2 separate regions of the Homo sapiens genome follow, and region 2 is linked to region 1. Evidence: chromatin loops called from intact Hi-C (ENCODE). Cell type or tissue: PC-3. All regions are shown on one strand.

What was found. A loop is a pair of places that touch in the nucleus more often than their neighbours do. Peaks named below come from ENCODE experiments on the same cell type or tissue, not always from the same donor. Only the 100,000 strongest peaks of a DNase experiment are listed, where the experiment ranks them.
Region 2: a loop joins it to region 1, with 7 times the contacts of the local background. A loop is called at or near these places in 11 of 110 quality-filtered maps.

The regions. Positions count from the first base shown.
Region 1 is chr1:183,889,359-183,897,358 of GRCh38, reverse strand. It overlaps RGL1 (ral guanine nucleotide dissociation stimulator like 1), which reads right to left. Exons shown (of 18, transcript NM_001297671.3): 9 at 5,198-5,282. Among named protein-coding and RNA genes, the nearest start is that of RGL1, 88 kb to the right of the region's middle. In PC-3, no CTCF peak of the experiment used is centred here; DNase peaks (open chromatin) are centred at 658 and 4,768; H3K4me3 peaks cover 514 bases; H3K27ac peaks cover 3,531 bases.
Region 2 is chr1:183,818,374-183,826,373 of GRCh38, reverse strand. The region is part of intron 2 of RGL1 (ral guanine nucleotide dissociation stimulator like 1); the gene reads right to left. Among named protein-coding and RNA genes, the nearest start is that of RGL1, 17 kb to the right of the region's middle. In PC-3, no CTCF peak of the experiment used is centred here; no DNase peak of the experiment used is centred here; H3K27ac peaks cover 1,528 bases.

The DNA.
Region 1 (8,000 bases):
TTTCGCCATGTTGGCCAGGCTGGTCTTGAACTCCTGATCTCAGATCATCCACCTGCCTCAGCTTCCCCAAGTGCTGGGATTACAGGCATGAGCCAGCCACCACACCTGGCCTTCCCCTTACTTTGTAAGAAGATCACCTGATTTGGTTATGAAAGCAATCATCAATACAAGCCAGGCAATTCTCATAAATGAAGACATTTTTACAGATCCCAAATTAAACTCAAAGTAATCAGATATCCTGAAAACAAAGATCGACTTCCTCAGTACATTTTGTGATTTCTCGATCTTGGCCTGAAATGGATGTGCCAGCATTCTGTGAAAGAAAGGGACTACTTCTGTAGCATTTCTTAGCTAAATGAAACTTTTGCACCGGAAGTTTTCTGAGGAAGTCCAATATTGTACTACATGACCAATCCATAAAAGTCGAACTTTCACACATCCCCAGCCCCCAGTCAGTTCTTCTAAATTGCCTCTCAGGTTTGGAACTCTTACAAATCAATCCTTCCTCCTGGTGCCTGAGGACACATGGCTACCCTTTCTCTCCTCCTGTCTATTGTAACAACAAACTCTTCTATATAATGAGTAATCATGAGTTTGCTGACTGAACATTAAGTGCTTTTGCGGTTTTGGGGTCTTGTTAAGTTCTCATTTTCCAGGAACTGCATGAATGGGGGGGTAAATTGCACAATTCAGTAGTATATAACTTCTACACTAGTTTTTCCTTAGTCACTTTTCCTGAGATTTATGTATTACCATAGCACGTGACCTTCCACTACTGTACAACCACAAAAGGGTTTTTTTCAGTGGCTTGGCCTTGCTGATAGTGATAGAGCATCAACATGTTCCATCTCTCAGCCTTAACTCAGGTCCCAGGTACACTACTGGGACAGAACCCACAGTGACTCATTACCTATTTAAGTTCTTCCCATCACAAATGATAATAAAGAGAGCCACTATTTAATGATCTCCCATTCATAGTTTTTCACAGGGATGAATGAAAATAGCCTATACTGGACATGGCGGCATGCGCCTGTAATCCTAGCTACTCAGAAGGCTGAGGCAGGAGGGTCGCTTGAGCCCAGGAGTTCAAGTCCAACTTGAGCAACATAGTGAGACCCCACCTCTAAAAAAAAGAAAGCAGCCTAATATGCGCCTTTCCTGTGCTAGATAGTTGTGAGTCCTCCGAAATTCTTGAGAATTTGCTTAGAGTGAGAAATCAATTATGTCTGACTTGAATAAGAGTGCCCACCTCTTTCCGGTGTGTAGGTCCTTCTGGTCTCCCTCCAGTATGTCAGTTATGGGCAGAGGAATAATGTATCATAAGTTATTGTAGACATGGCTAAAATTCCTAAAGAGAATTTCTGAAAAGTTCAAAGGCTCCTAAGAATCACAGAATAACAGAGGTGAAAGGGATCTCAAAAGAGCACTTAAGACAACCTCCTCATTAGATAGGAGAGAGAAACGCCTGAGATGGGGAGCTACAAGACTTGTTGATTCCATGACTTTATGATTTCATGAGAATGAGATTCCATCCCTGCTAGAGATCTAAAAAGACCGACGAGTCCCTATTATTCCAAATGAGGTGTCAACTGAAAATCCACTTACCTGCCACATCCAGCAGTTTCAGTTTTTCCTTCCTCAGCCCCAAATCTCCTACTCTGCAATGTCGCACAACACCAATCCCTTGAACCTTCTTGAAAGTTTTCATAGGTTTTTGTGACTGTATCACTCATTCTCTCCCCCTGCCTCCTCTGCTGTTCTCATATTCTCTTAGTGATTCTTCTTTTTGTCAAAGTTATCCTCTTGTTTTCTGCTGTACTCATGTCTTTGGAAATACTATCCAATCTCATGATTTTAATCATCACCTATGTTTGGATAAATGCCAAATCTCCCTCTTCCTCCATCAATCTCCTTCTCCCTCTCTCTCTCCTTTTATCTCCCCCTCTGCCCTTCTCTTCCCTCTCCGTCTCTTAGTGCAAATGGCTTGCTTAAGTCTCACCTTTTCTTTATAACCATCTTTAGCAGAGTTCAGCTACCCTCATCCATGCTGTTCTTGGGCTTCAGAGGGCCCTCTTCTACTAGGTCTAGATGGAACTTGTCTACTGGACTCTGGATCCATCTCCATAAATGTTGGTTAACTTAAGCTCAGTAGCTACCAGCAATTATAGCTCAGAACTGTCACAGTTGTAACAGACTCTTGCTCTAACTTTGAGTTTAGCATGTTTTGGAGTGTCACTGAACATACGTCTCCATCAGGGTTGAATTTCTGGGGCTTTCTAGCAGTCCTTTATATAAAGTCAACCGAAAAAATTCTTACCAAGAATCATGAGAACCAAGATTTGCTGGCATTCTGCTTTCTTCCCTGATGTCTTGAAATTTCCAGACTATAATTCACCTGCTTAGAATTACCCAGGTTTCAGAAATCACAAGGACATAGCAGGTTTAAGATAGTCTTTGAGAGGAAATGAAACATTTTTAAAAACAATTAAAAGGAAAACCACAGATTTTTGCTAATAATCATGTTGCCTGGGCCATATTATATAAGTGGCACGTTACATCTTCCCAGAAGAAGAGAAGTTAGGTCATTTAAAACTAAGAGTCCAAGAATTTGAGACCAGCCTGAGAAAAATAATGAGACTACATATCTACAAAAAATAAAATAAAATGAAACTATTATATTGTTACCCAACCATAAATCCGTATAAAACCAGGAGTAACACTAGAAACAGAGGCCGGTAGTTTTTCCTAGTGACTCTTTTGAGAAACTAAGTACCTTGTGATTCCATTTAAAAAAAAAATGTGCTGACAATTTACACTCAGAATTAGACACTTCATATGAAGAATGATTAACAAAAATGACTGGAAAAGGACCTACAGATATACATGGACTGCCCAAAGCATTTCACTATCATTAATGATAATGCACAGACCACATGAATTCACAGCCAAGTTTTCCATTTCTTTGGAATTTGAGTCATATCTATAAGAAATTTAATTTAGAGTACGGGGGGTAACTTCTGCATTTAAGAAAGGTTTATGGGATCTTTAATGTCTAGATACAGCTTCACTTCTAAGCCTTCAGCCAGAAGGCTGCTACCAGGCAATGAGCTGCACAGTATTCAATTTATCTACTTTGGAAGGAAGACTCAGGACTGTTTGGATTTGAATGTGTGGCTCCAGTTAGTCTAGCTTCGTACTGCTGACAGGGAGACCACTAAGCCATCTCCTTCCAGCCAGATGGGTTTCCATTTAAAGTATGCAAAGCCAGGGGCATGTGAAGCAGGGAGTAACACGATCTCAGTAATGATTGTTTAGTGTGCAGTTAATCAGGTAGTCCAAATCCAAAGTCAGACATCAGCACATACTGCCCTTCTCATATCACCTACTCCAAGAAGGGCTAATAGTGGGCATATTGTTAAAAAGTCATGTGAATGATAAGACCCATCAATTCATGCAGCCAAACAATAGCTTCTGAACACTTACTGCATGCCAGGCACTGGTTGGGCATTAGGGATACAAAGTGAAAAGATACATACAGCCCCTGCCTGCAAGAGGCCTACAGACCAGTAGAGAGACAGGCAGTTGCAACAGAGCAAGTGATAAGTGCCAGGACAGAGAAATGACAGCTTCTCCTGGAGCACAGACCTGAGAATGAAGGAAGGCTTCCAGAAAAGGAGGAGTCTACACTGAGACATGAAGGATAAGTAGGACATAGGACAGGAACAGTCATGAAGACCTTAACAAATGCCCTTATAGGATCGACTAACCTAAGGGTTAGCACCTGGATGCCTTTTCTTACTAACCCCACCTCTACCTGATTTTCACTCCTACTCCAAGTATCTTCCCTAAGCTCAAATATGCAGCTTATTCTCTATTTATTTTCATTTGTTATGCATACTTTGGTTTTACATGAATATAGCTCACCAAATACAAAAAATAACTTACATTTGCATAGCACTTTCAAGTATTTTACCATAGTGAATCTTCAAAACAATTCTATGAAGTCAACAGACCAAATACTTTGATTGGCTCCCATTTATAGAAAAGGAGATTAAGGATAAGAATCACAACTTTTGATTGCCCAGTTCAGGACTTTCCCCTATGGTAGGACCTATCACACTATTTTATAAATGTTTTACCTCCCACATGAGACTGTAATCCCCTTAAGATCAAACACTGCCTTTAATATGGTTTTATCCCCAATACCTAGTGGGTGCTCAACCAATATTTACTGAACTACTAATTTACCTTCTCTATGAAGCTGGATCTGATCCATCCTGCACCTTACTCCAAAAAGGTCAGAAGAAATAGCTTTATGTCTTGGTGATAAAAGCACAGGTTTTAGAGTCTCACCACATTACATTCATATTTTAGCTCTACCACCTATTGGTTGTATGCCTTAGGGCAGGTTATTACCCTCTCTGAGTCTTGGCTATCTACAAAATGATGATGATAAAATCTACTTTATAGAAAGACTATGAGGATAATATTTGGTCTATGCTAGTTCCCCTCTGATGGTTGTTCACAACCTGTTAGTTGTCTTTATTTGACTATTTATTCTTGTTGTTTAGTGTCTATATACCCCAATTAGATGGTAAACTCCAGGAAACAGTGTTTGTGTTAGTCACCTTCATATTTCTAGAAGCAGGTTCAAAGCTTTACAAATATTAGGCATTCAACAAATGTCTGGAGACATAAAATGAACTAAGCTATATCTTTACCTAGTGTGTCATTCAGAAGTCAGCACTTACTTGGTGTTCAATAAATACTGCTGACTGACAGATTGTGCAATTTAGTCCAAATAAAGGATGTGGAATTGCAGGCAGGCTTGGCCTCTGTCATTCTAGATGTTTTGCTGAGAAGGAATATTCCAGGGCCTCTCACCCACCTAACTGCCAGCACTTGGTATTTGCAGAGTAGCTTGTTAAGGAGGTACATACACATATGAACTCAAGTTTCACAATCTGCTTGCATAACAGGCAAGCTAAGGGAGGTAGAAAGAGAGAGCTCAACTGGACTTAGAATTTTCTCAGCCCCAAGTTTCTTAGATTCTGCATTTAAAAAAATTTTTTGCCTTCTAGTTACTTTAGGCTTTCTTTGGAGTTGAAGGAACTTAAGGAGCCCTCACACTACTCTTCCTTGAATGGATTCCAGAGCTATTAACAGCACTACACAGCAGCCTCACTAAGAGCCTCACCTTCATCAGTAGTTCTCGGCTGGTCAAATGGTTATTATGGTCTGAGAAGATATCTGAAAGTTCTTCAAACATCAGCATTCGGTCCCTATGAAAAGGGATTAAGAAAATATTAACAATGAAGAGTTAGGAATAACCCGACACTTTTGGCCCAGCTGTCCTCAGGACTCATGTCTAAGGAGGGACTGTGCTGATCTCAGGGTTGGTGGGTACTGTAAGCACAGATAAGGCCCATGATTTTTTTTTATGCGGGATGGCTTTTTATTTCTTTTAAGGTGGACTTGGCCACCCCTGTGGAGAGAGGTATATTTCCCTAGCCATGCATATTATAATCATAAAAAAGGATTATTCAATTGGGGCATCAAGTTGTTCAATTAGGACATGTTCTTCTCAGTGAGTTAAACAAAAAAAAAAAAAAAAAAAAAAAAAAACTGTTACACACACAGAGCCCACAGATCTGAGAGGTCATCTTGGCCAGGCCCCTAAGTTTAGAGATGACGATGCCAGAACCAGGGATTTTCCCAAATTTCCACGAATAACTGCTGAGGGTTGTAGGTATGGAAGCCAAATTTTCTGGCTCACAGGCCACTATTTCTACTCCCAGAGTCAGAGAATGGTGGAACCGGATGGGCTCTGCAACCAGGGGTGGTGAGTTCCAATTGCATCTCTCCACTCACTTTCTGAATGATCCTGGACAAGCTGCTTAACTTTCCTGAGCTTCAATGTTCTCACCTCTACAAGGGAAATATGACAGTGCTTTTATGGGACTGCTGGGACAGTGAGTGAAACCACATATGCAAAGCATCTGCTCTGCCCCTCTCCCTTTCCAGGACACTACATCTCTGTGAGCCTCATGGTTTTCTCTACACACCCTCCAGGGTTAATGAGTGCATGATTCTGAAGACAAAGAATTAATAGGGGCAATATCACTATATATGCAACATTTTCATTATTATGAAAAAAACCATTATTAAGAGCCTGTTTTATAGTGAGTGTAATATTACTCTAAATAATAAAGAAAACCATTAAGCTATTCATATTTGGAGAAAATAATTTCAAAATTAATTATATGTGGCCCTAAATGAAGAGAAATAAATAGGTATTCCCTTTGTCTACTTAAAGCGACAAATGTCAAGGATTATAGGGAAAGTGATAACCAAATAAGATATCTTTTTTCTTACAATAACAGCTTTATTGAGATATAATCCACATATCATTGAAGTATACAGTCCAATGCTTTTTAGTATATTCACAGAGTTGTGCAGTCATCCCCATAATCAACTTTAGAATATTTTATCACCCCAAAAAGCAGCCCTCTACCCTTTAGCTATCACCCTGGGACCCTACCGTCCTCCCAGTCCCAGCCCTAGGTAACCACTGATCTACATTCCGTGTCCATAGATTTGCTGATTCTGGACATTTCATATACAAGTCCAAGTATATGATACGTAGCTGTTGTGGCTGGCTTTTTAAATTTAGCATGTTTTCAAGGTTCCTTCATGTTACACCATGTATCAGTACTACACTCCTTTTATGCCTGCAAAATATTCCACTGTATAGATGTACCATGTCCAAATAAGTTATCTTAATCCTGTTCCTTGAATTTAGCAATGGAGAACATGTAAAGCTGATATAGAAGTGTGTTCTCTAAGGAACTGTGACACTTCTGTAGTGTCCTTGCTAAAACACATACAAACCAACTAAGAAACAAACCAGAAACATATGTTACACAGAATGCAGCTTAGAGGGTTTTTCCTTTGTCTTTAGAAAATAGTTTTAAAAGCCAGCTAGAATAAATCTTTTCATATGGCAGCCAAGGAGACTAAGATACAAGTCCATTAATTTTTTTTGCTCATGTTTTAGTCTCAAACTTGCTGTGGAAGAAATCTTAGGCTGGTTACGTGACTTTCCTTAGTGTTCTTTTTTCAACCATCAAAGAAAGGATTACCTTTCGTGGCAATCAGACAAGGTTGCAATCAATTGAGTAAGGCTACATTTTAACACTTGACTGTCCCTTTGTTTTTGATACTATACTACAGTTGAGTGGAGAGTGGTGGTAAGGGAAAGAAGAGGTGAAGTGGAGGTGTGAAGGGTGGGGACACTGCATGCTTCTGATTTTCCCATCGCATTTCACCAGGGCCTATCAAGTAATGATTTTATATGACCCCATCGTTCTTAAGGAGAAATGTGCAGAGGAAAATCAACCAACTAATCTCTCTTTAATACACACAATCACCTTGATTATTCAAAATAGAGAAGAAAGAACCTAAAAAAAGAATAATAATCAAGAAAATTGCATTGGTCTTTGAAAAGCCTGCTAGTTCTTCTACTGATAAATATTGATGTCATAAACAAAGCACGAGCTTTGGAGTGCAAGTAGCTGTGGCTTCTACAGCTCTGTAACATGAGGCATTATAAACATCCACTTTATTTTTTTCTTTTTACCCATCAAAGAATCACCTAATAAATAATTTGGCTTACACCAAGTAGACTATCCCCTGAACGAGAATATGAGCTTATCAGCAAGCTTGAGGATTCTGGCACTCATTTTTCAGCATAAATTTATGAAACTCTGGTTTACCAGCTTGGGGCTCTTGCAAATTCAAACAATGCCAGTCTCTTAGGGCTTGATCAACTCTGAGTAAACTTATGAAACTGAGGACCCAGACCTTCCATTCTGCCCCACTAAGGCAGCCTGGCTGGGAAGCCAGCTGGCATCCCTCTCCTCCTAACTGAAACTGACTATACCACATGTGGTATAGACCATACAGAATTTATAGATTCTTCCCTGATATAGCCTAACTTC
Region 2 (8,000 bases), 71 kb after region 1:
ATTAGACAGTGGTGTTAAGGAGGAAGTAAAGCTGAAATGGAGGATAGGGAGTTGCAGGGTTAGGGGGAGTTGAGATTTGTTTATTTAAAAAATAGAGACAGGGCCATCTTGGCTAACATGCTGAAAGTCCGTCTCTACTAAAAATACAAAAACTTAGCTGGGTGTGGTGGTGGGCGCCTGTAGTCCCAGCTACTCAGGAGGCTGAGGCAGGAGAATGGCATGAACCAGGGAGGCGGAGCTTGCGGTGAGCCAAGATCGCACCACTGCACTCCAGCCTGGGCAACAGAGTGAGACTCCGTCTCAAAAAAAAAAAGAGAGAGACAGAGATGGGGAGAGTTGCGATTGATTGATTGATTGATTGATTGATTTTAAAAATAGAAACAGGGTCTCAGTATTTTGCCCAGGCTGGTCTCATACTCCTGGGCTCAAGCAATCCTCCCACCTCAGCCTCCCAAAGTGCTAGGATTACAGGTGTGGGCCTCTGCGTCTGGCCTTCATGGTTGCAATTTATATGAGTGATTAGACAAGGCCTTACCAAGAAGGTGACATTTGAACATAGGCTTCCACTGGGATTGTCAGTTTTTGTTGCTATGAGTGTGTCTGCTTCTAAAAGCCCCACTTTCTTCAGATTTGCTACTTCTACTCAACTGGAACAAGGAACTTCATTATGACTTTATATAAACAACCAACTTTGTTATGCATTCAGAATTGATATGATATGCATTAAGAATGATAACCTCCTGGCCTTTCCTATGGGATGAGAGCTATTTGGGTTACTCAGAGAAGCTTTTCATTAATGTTCAGTTTTAAAATATGCTTTGGAAAGCTGAAATGACCAAAAGTGACAGGATGTTACTTGTTTTTAGAGTACACAGTCTTATGTATTTAAAACTTTGGCCTCCCCTAAAGTCTGTGCCAATGAATTAGCCTGTTACTGCTGCTACCTCCCTAGCTATGCTTTTCTGACTCCTAGGCTAACCGGTCTCTACCTTTTGGTCCCCTGAACATGACATTACTCACACTTGGCCTGCAATACTCTTTTATTTTCCATTTTCTCTATATCATTCATTCTTACTGCTTAAAGTATCACTGATGTGTAAATGATACCCAAATGTACTCCTCTAATCCCAAATCTCTTCTAATCCAGAAACCCTTCCAGCATGATATGTCTAAAATTCAAATAACTATATCACTACCCTCCCACCAGCACCACAAAGAAGTTCTTCACAGAATCCCTGTTTCTACTAATGATACCACTGTTCTCTTTGTTCAAATACACCAAAAGTCTTGGAATTATCTTTGACTCCTCCCTCTCAGTATATAAGCACTCACCAATAGCTATCAATGCTTTCTTCTAGGTTTTTATCTACTCTACTGATAGGAGGAAATAAAAATAACTATTAGTCCAGACATAATTATGCTCAGTTATGAAAAATGGTTGCTGCAGGATATATAGAAACCTTGGCGGAGGGTGATTACATTTCTTGTACAGGTGTCAGACATGTATCCCAAACATTAGGAAAGCATTATTATATAAACCTTCTTTAACAGGCAAGAGGCTTCAAGAAAGGTGAGACAAATATTTAAAATATGCAATGAAAGAAAGCACCTAAAGAGATCAAGGTGGTTGTACATGTTTTCCAAATTATAAAAGATAGAAAGCAGGTCCCATAATTAAAGCTATACATATACTTAGGATAACACATATTTATAAAACACAGTAACATGAAAGTGAATAGTATAATGAACTGAGCCTTGTCAAAATTGTTAAGGTCAAGTAAAAGGACTTTTTTCAGCTATTCTAGGAGCAAAAATAGGAAGGCAGTGGTTGCTGATAGGTGGGGTAATGTTAACTGATAACAAAGAAAAAGCAGAACTACTTCACTCCTCTTTTGCTTCTATCCTCCCTATCAAGGAAAATGATCTTCAAACTGGAAAGGGTAGGACCAGCATGGTGAAGAGGAAACTAAAGCCCAAGATAGAGAAGGTGATAGTAAGAAAGCACTTAGCCCTTCAAGTGATTTCATGTCTCCAGGGCCGGATAAATAACCTGGAAGGACACTAAAAGGAGAAGCAGATGTGATGAGCGGAATCTTCACAGAAATTAGAATCACAGTGGTGTCTAAAGGGTGTACAAGAAGGTATACCAATTTTTAGGCAGCAATTAAGGTAGACTGAAAACAACGGATGGGTAGTTCTGCCAACAAATGTTCCCAAAATCCCAGATTTGGTTTGTAAGCAACGATCACTAGGAACTAACATAAAATCACCGAGAAAAATAAAATCAGCCAGGTATAGTGGCTCATGCCCATAATCCCAACACCTTGAGAGGCCAAAGCAGGAGGATCACTTAAGCCCAGGAGTTCGAGATGAGCCTGGGTAACATAGCAAGGCCCATCTCTAAAAAAAAATTAAAAGAATTAGCCATGGGGGATTGCATAGGCCTGTAGTCCTAGCCATCCAGGAGGCTGAGACAGGAGGATCTCTTGAGCCCAGAAGTTTGAGGCTGCAGTAAGCTATGACCATACTGCACTCCAGCTTGTGTGACAGAGCAAGACCCTGTCTCTAAATTAAAAGAAAAAAAATCATATCAAACTAACTTTCCATCCTTCTCTGATTCTATACAGGTAACATGGAATGCTACAGACATGATATTCATTGACTTCAAATAACTATCCCACCAACTCTCTCCTGAGATCTCTATAGCTACAGTGGAACTCCGTAAGTTGAATAATTGTAGAGTTGCCTAGATATGTATCCAAATCAGATGTCACGGAATACTGAATGGTGAAAAAAATGTTAACTGGCGAGTATTGCTGGGAGTGGGGAATGTCTCCAGCAATATATCACAGAGCTTTATGTTTAGCCATGTTGAATAAATCATTTTAACAAATAAAGTAGATAATTATACAGAACCTTATTAAACTACACTGAAAGTTATAGCTAATACATTGGTTTACTGAATCAAAATTTTAGATGATTAGCTAAGACTAATAAAATTAAAAATAAATATTTTCTATATTTAATTTTTTAAATGAAACTTGCAAGCACAGGTTTAATGAAACTTAGTTTAATAATAACTCATATTTTTGAAGAAAAGACAAAAGAATATTTCTGGCTATAAGTCTTGGGGGCAATATATTTATAGAGGCCTAATTTAAGTTCCATACAATAACACAGTTAATATTAGCTGGAACTGTATGAAGCTGCCAATATTTAACCATTTTTAACTTATAAAACTGGTGATTTCATACAGTTCATTCTAAGAAGATTATGTGTGGTGTTAAAAAAAAGAAGTACAAAGTGCTTTGGCTTGAGAGAAGAATCACTTACTACCTTTTGAGAAACCAGAGAGGACTCACAGAAGTAACATTTGAGCTAGAATTTGAGTGATGTCTGGCGATTTAAAGATGTCTGGCATTAAGGAAAGGAGGACATTTTAGACCCTGGCAACAGCAAGAGAAAAGACCCTAAAACAGGAAAATAGCCCAGTTAGCTGAAGTGTGGAGTTGCAAAAGTGAGACATAGGAAATCACCCCAGAAAGGGAGATTGGAACTTGACTTTGAAGCCCTCAAATCTACTATGATAAGTGCTCTAAAATCCTATGATTTTCCTACAAAGGCCAACATTTGGCACATAGTAAGTGCTCAAATTTGAGTGAGTGAGTAAACAAACAAATTGTTTGCAATAAGTATAAAACAAGAGGTCAACATAAACATAACTCCTGACTGCCATGTCATTCCGTCACTGGAGTCATAGTACTTTTCGTCTACAAAGGACCTTGACGATCTTTTAGTCTAACTCCCTCAAACATTTTGGGTGGCTACCAACAGGACTGGAAATACTCAAGCAAAGTAGAGGCAAAAGGCCGCCTGTTCCTCTGCCAATTCCTAGGGTAATCTAATTCACCAGGGCAAAATCTCCAAAGGAGATTTTGGTTCAATAACTCCTAAATATTGTACTTTTGGATTCCTTCCTGAAAATGAATGCTATCTAAGTCTACAAGTTTCAGAAAAAAAATGTTTGGTGGCTTTTGTGGGCAATTGTTTTTAAAAAGTCAAACATGTCTAAGGTATAATTTTTAAAGAATCTGGCTCCAGGAGAAAAAGCTGAAGCATTAGTCACATGGTTTACATTTCTTCCTCTTGCCTGCCAGATATTTTTTTTTTAATTAAGAAAAGAAAAATGGGTCAGCCCAAAAGAATTTTTACAACTGTCAGAATAAATACAAGGCCCATGTAACCCCATAAACTTCATTTTTGGAGCCTTTTCTCCCTTCTCTCTGTGGCTTACAGTGTCATTTATTTAGAACCCAGCCAAAAGTACAGCTCTGGTGACCACCCCTACATCTTTTGTACTGTAAGGACATGTTTTCTGTCAGGCAGGAAGAAGACAGACATGCTTCTAGATTAGAATACAGTCTCTTCTGATTTCAACAGGATATGATGCAGGGAGGACCTGAGGGTCACAAGGAACCCTGTCCAATTCATCTTGGCTCTAAGGTCATTAGGAAATCATCCTGCTTCTTAGAAAGTATCACCACTCATGAGACCATTTTGAAAAAGTCTCCGAGAAGCAAGTAACCAGACAAAAGTCATTCTTGGACTCCAGGGACACTTTAGGGTTGAGCACACAGGTCCAGCTTTCAGTAAGCTATCCTTAGTTCACCCTTCACTCTGGAAGTCTCCTGAGTGGCCACTGCTTTTAGGATGAGCACTAATGTTCAGGTTTACTTTCCTGCAGGGTCTGGTCTAGTTGAAGAGTCCCAGAATAGCTTTTACCAACCAGACCTAAAATCTATAAAGTGTTCCTGGTACCAACCTGCCCTCTTACAGAGCAGACCAGGCCTCCTGGTAATGCTTCAGATTAAGTCAGGCCACCCCAGATTACTAATCTTCAAACTTTTTAGCCATGATTCATAGTAAAAAGAAAAAATACATTTTACATGGGATCCAGTCCACACATGCATACTTTAAACAAAAAGTTTTACAATAATGACATTCTAATATTTTCTATTCCATTCTGTTCTGATTTTAAAATATTGATTTTTAGCCCACCTAACTGACTTCAGAACCCACAAATAAACCACAAGCTGCATTTTGAAAAGTAAGGCCTGAGAGCAACATTGTCTAGTAGAAATATAATGCTAGCCATAGGCAATTTAAAATTTTTTAGTTGCCAAATTAAAAACATTGAAAAGAAACAGGTACAAGTATTATTATTATTATTATTATTATTTTAGACGGAGTTTCGCTCTTGTCGCCCAGGCTGGACTGCAGTGGCGCAATCTCAGCTCACTGCAACCTCTGCCTCTTGGGTACAAGCAATTCTCATGCCTCAGCCTCCCGAGTAGCTGGGATTACAGGCGCCCACCACCACGCCCAGCTAATTTTTGTAGTTTTAGTAGAGACGGGGTTTCACCATGTTGGCCAGGCTGGTCTCAAACTCCTGACTTCAGGTGATCCACCAGCCTCAGCCTGGTGTATGTAATCCCAAAGTGCTGGGATTACAGGCATGAGCCACCGCGCCCAGCCATAAAATTAATTTTAACGATACATTTTATTTAACCCATTTTACCCACAGTATTACCATTTTAACATGTGATCACTATAGGAAATTACTGAGATATTTTACATTATTTTTTCAAACTCTGGTGCGGATTTTACAGGTACAGAACATTTCAATTAGGACTGGCTATATTTCAAGTGCTCAATAGGCACATATGGCTAGTTGTTACCATATTGAACAGCACAGGCCTAGAGAGTTCTGGACCCACATCCTCCAGAGCAAGAGAGTGGCAATGATGTCTAGAAGCAGAAGGAAAGAGCACCATCCACTCCAGCTGAATTCCACTGCACGTTTGTCACATGCCCTCATCTCATATGGTGCTATCAGGGTCCTCATGCAAGCCCCACACCCCTGATACAGGATGGGAGATTTCGTGGGGGTAAAAAACAGAAATGAGGCTCATTAACCAATAAATAAGCATTATCACCTTAAAACTCCTCAAACACCAAGTCCAAATACATTCTTTTGTCTGTGGCATCAGAAACATAACAAATATCACAAACGATTCAAATTAGAAAGTAACCTTTCTAATTTGTTCTGAAAAATATTTCCTGCCTATCACAAACGGAATAGATAGCATGATTGCAACTATGTTAAAATGTGTGCCTGTGAACAAAAATTGGAAGATAATAAGTAAAAGTGAAAAGAACTGTGTTATCATGGCAGAATTATAGATGATTTTCTTCTTCTTTAAATCAAAACGAAACAAAACAAAATGGGCTAGTCATGGTGGCTCACGCCTGTAATCCCAGCACTTTAGGGGCCCAAGGTGGGAGGATCGCTTGAGGCTAGGAGTTCAAGACAAGCTTGGGCAACATAGCGAGACCCCCCATCTCTACAAAAAATTTAAAAATTAGCCAGGCATGGTGGTGTGCACCTGCAGTCTCAGCCCCTCGGGAGGCTGAGGCAGGAGAACCCTTTGAGACCAGCAGTTCAAAGCTGCAGTGAACTATGATCACACCACTGTACTCCAGACTGGGCGACAGAACAAGACCCTGTCTCTTAAAAAAAAAAAAAAAAGTATAATGTTGCTTCAACACTCTTTTAAGAATGGCATTGCTTTAAAAAAAAGTCCATCCTTCTTTTCTAAAGCAAACATTTATGCCATTGAACACCGATGCAAAGAAAAAGGCAAGGAAGCATGCAGGAAGGTTCAGAAGCCATCAGAACACTTAATTTTAATGGAGCCAATTACATTTGGGACAATGTAAATGAAAGCACCTAAAAACAGAATTCTGAAATTCTAGAATTCTGAAAACCTCTTGCATAAACTTTACATTTTGCCTAAAGTGAAAATTTCAAACTTAAGAATGTAAAACCACAGAATAAAGAAAAGTGTCGGAGGGCCAGAGAGCAAGGGAATTGAGTTGTACTAATGAAAATGTAAAAGTATACCCAAAATATTATGTAATTTATGTCACTTATTAAGTCTCCTTTTGCCTGTGAGTTCCGGTAAGAAAGGTGCACCACACAAAGTACACTACAGGACAAGCCTGCAACATAAATCTCAGAGTAACAGGCCTCATCATTATGGGCATAACCTTCATTACTATGTTCATGGAGATGTGTCAGATCCCTTCATAAAAATGTGTTATGTAGGGCAAAGCCTTATTGGCTTGACAGTGGGTCAATGCAAGTTTGAAGCCAATTATAGGCCTCAGATACCAGATATAATAAGATACATGAAAATCCTAAGTAGAATAACTTCAGAATTCAAAGCAGAAACTGAGTTCCCAGAGGTCTATCCTTGACCCATGACTCAAACCTATATGTCACTAAGAAGTATATGGATTAACTCTAAATTCCAAGTCATCCCATCTATAAAGGTTACTGTCATACCTAGGCCACTTTTCATACAATCATGAAATGTGTAGGTCAAGTAATGATGACAAAGATGAGGCAAAAGCATCACTTTCTTTTTTTTATTGTTATCAGTAGTTGGAGTATAAAATATAAGCTAAATTTAGCTGCTTCAATGTTTTCCTTTTGCTTCAAAAAATGGAACTTACAATATTACCAAATACCAAAAAAAAGTCACTAAAGATACACGTTCTATAATAAAGATAAGGCCAAACAATTTATAAGATGCTCACTAAGTACTAACTATGTCTCAAACACTGTCCCAGGTTACGGGAATATGATGATTAATTAAATATGGCCCCCGCCCTTTCATGAAACACTGAAACGAATAGGGCAAAGAGAAACATTTTTTTTAATAGTGTGATAAGTGCTGTAATACAGCTTTTGGTAAAGTGCTAAGGAAACTCAGATAAAAGGATCCTTAATCCAGAAGAGAGGTTGGGAAAAGTAGAAGAGTAAAGATAACATTTGAGCTGCAACTTAAAGGGTTAAGTAGGATTCATCAGTCAACCAGTGAACAGAAAAGCAGGGCAGGTAAATGCAATGCCATAAGCAGTGACACAGTGATAAG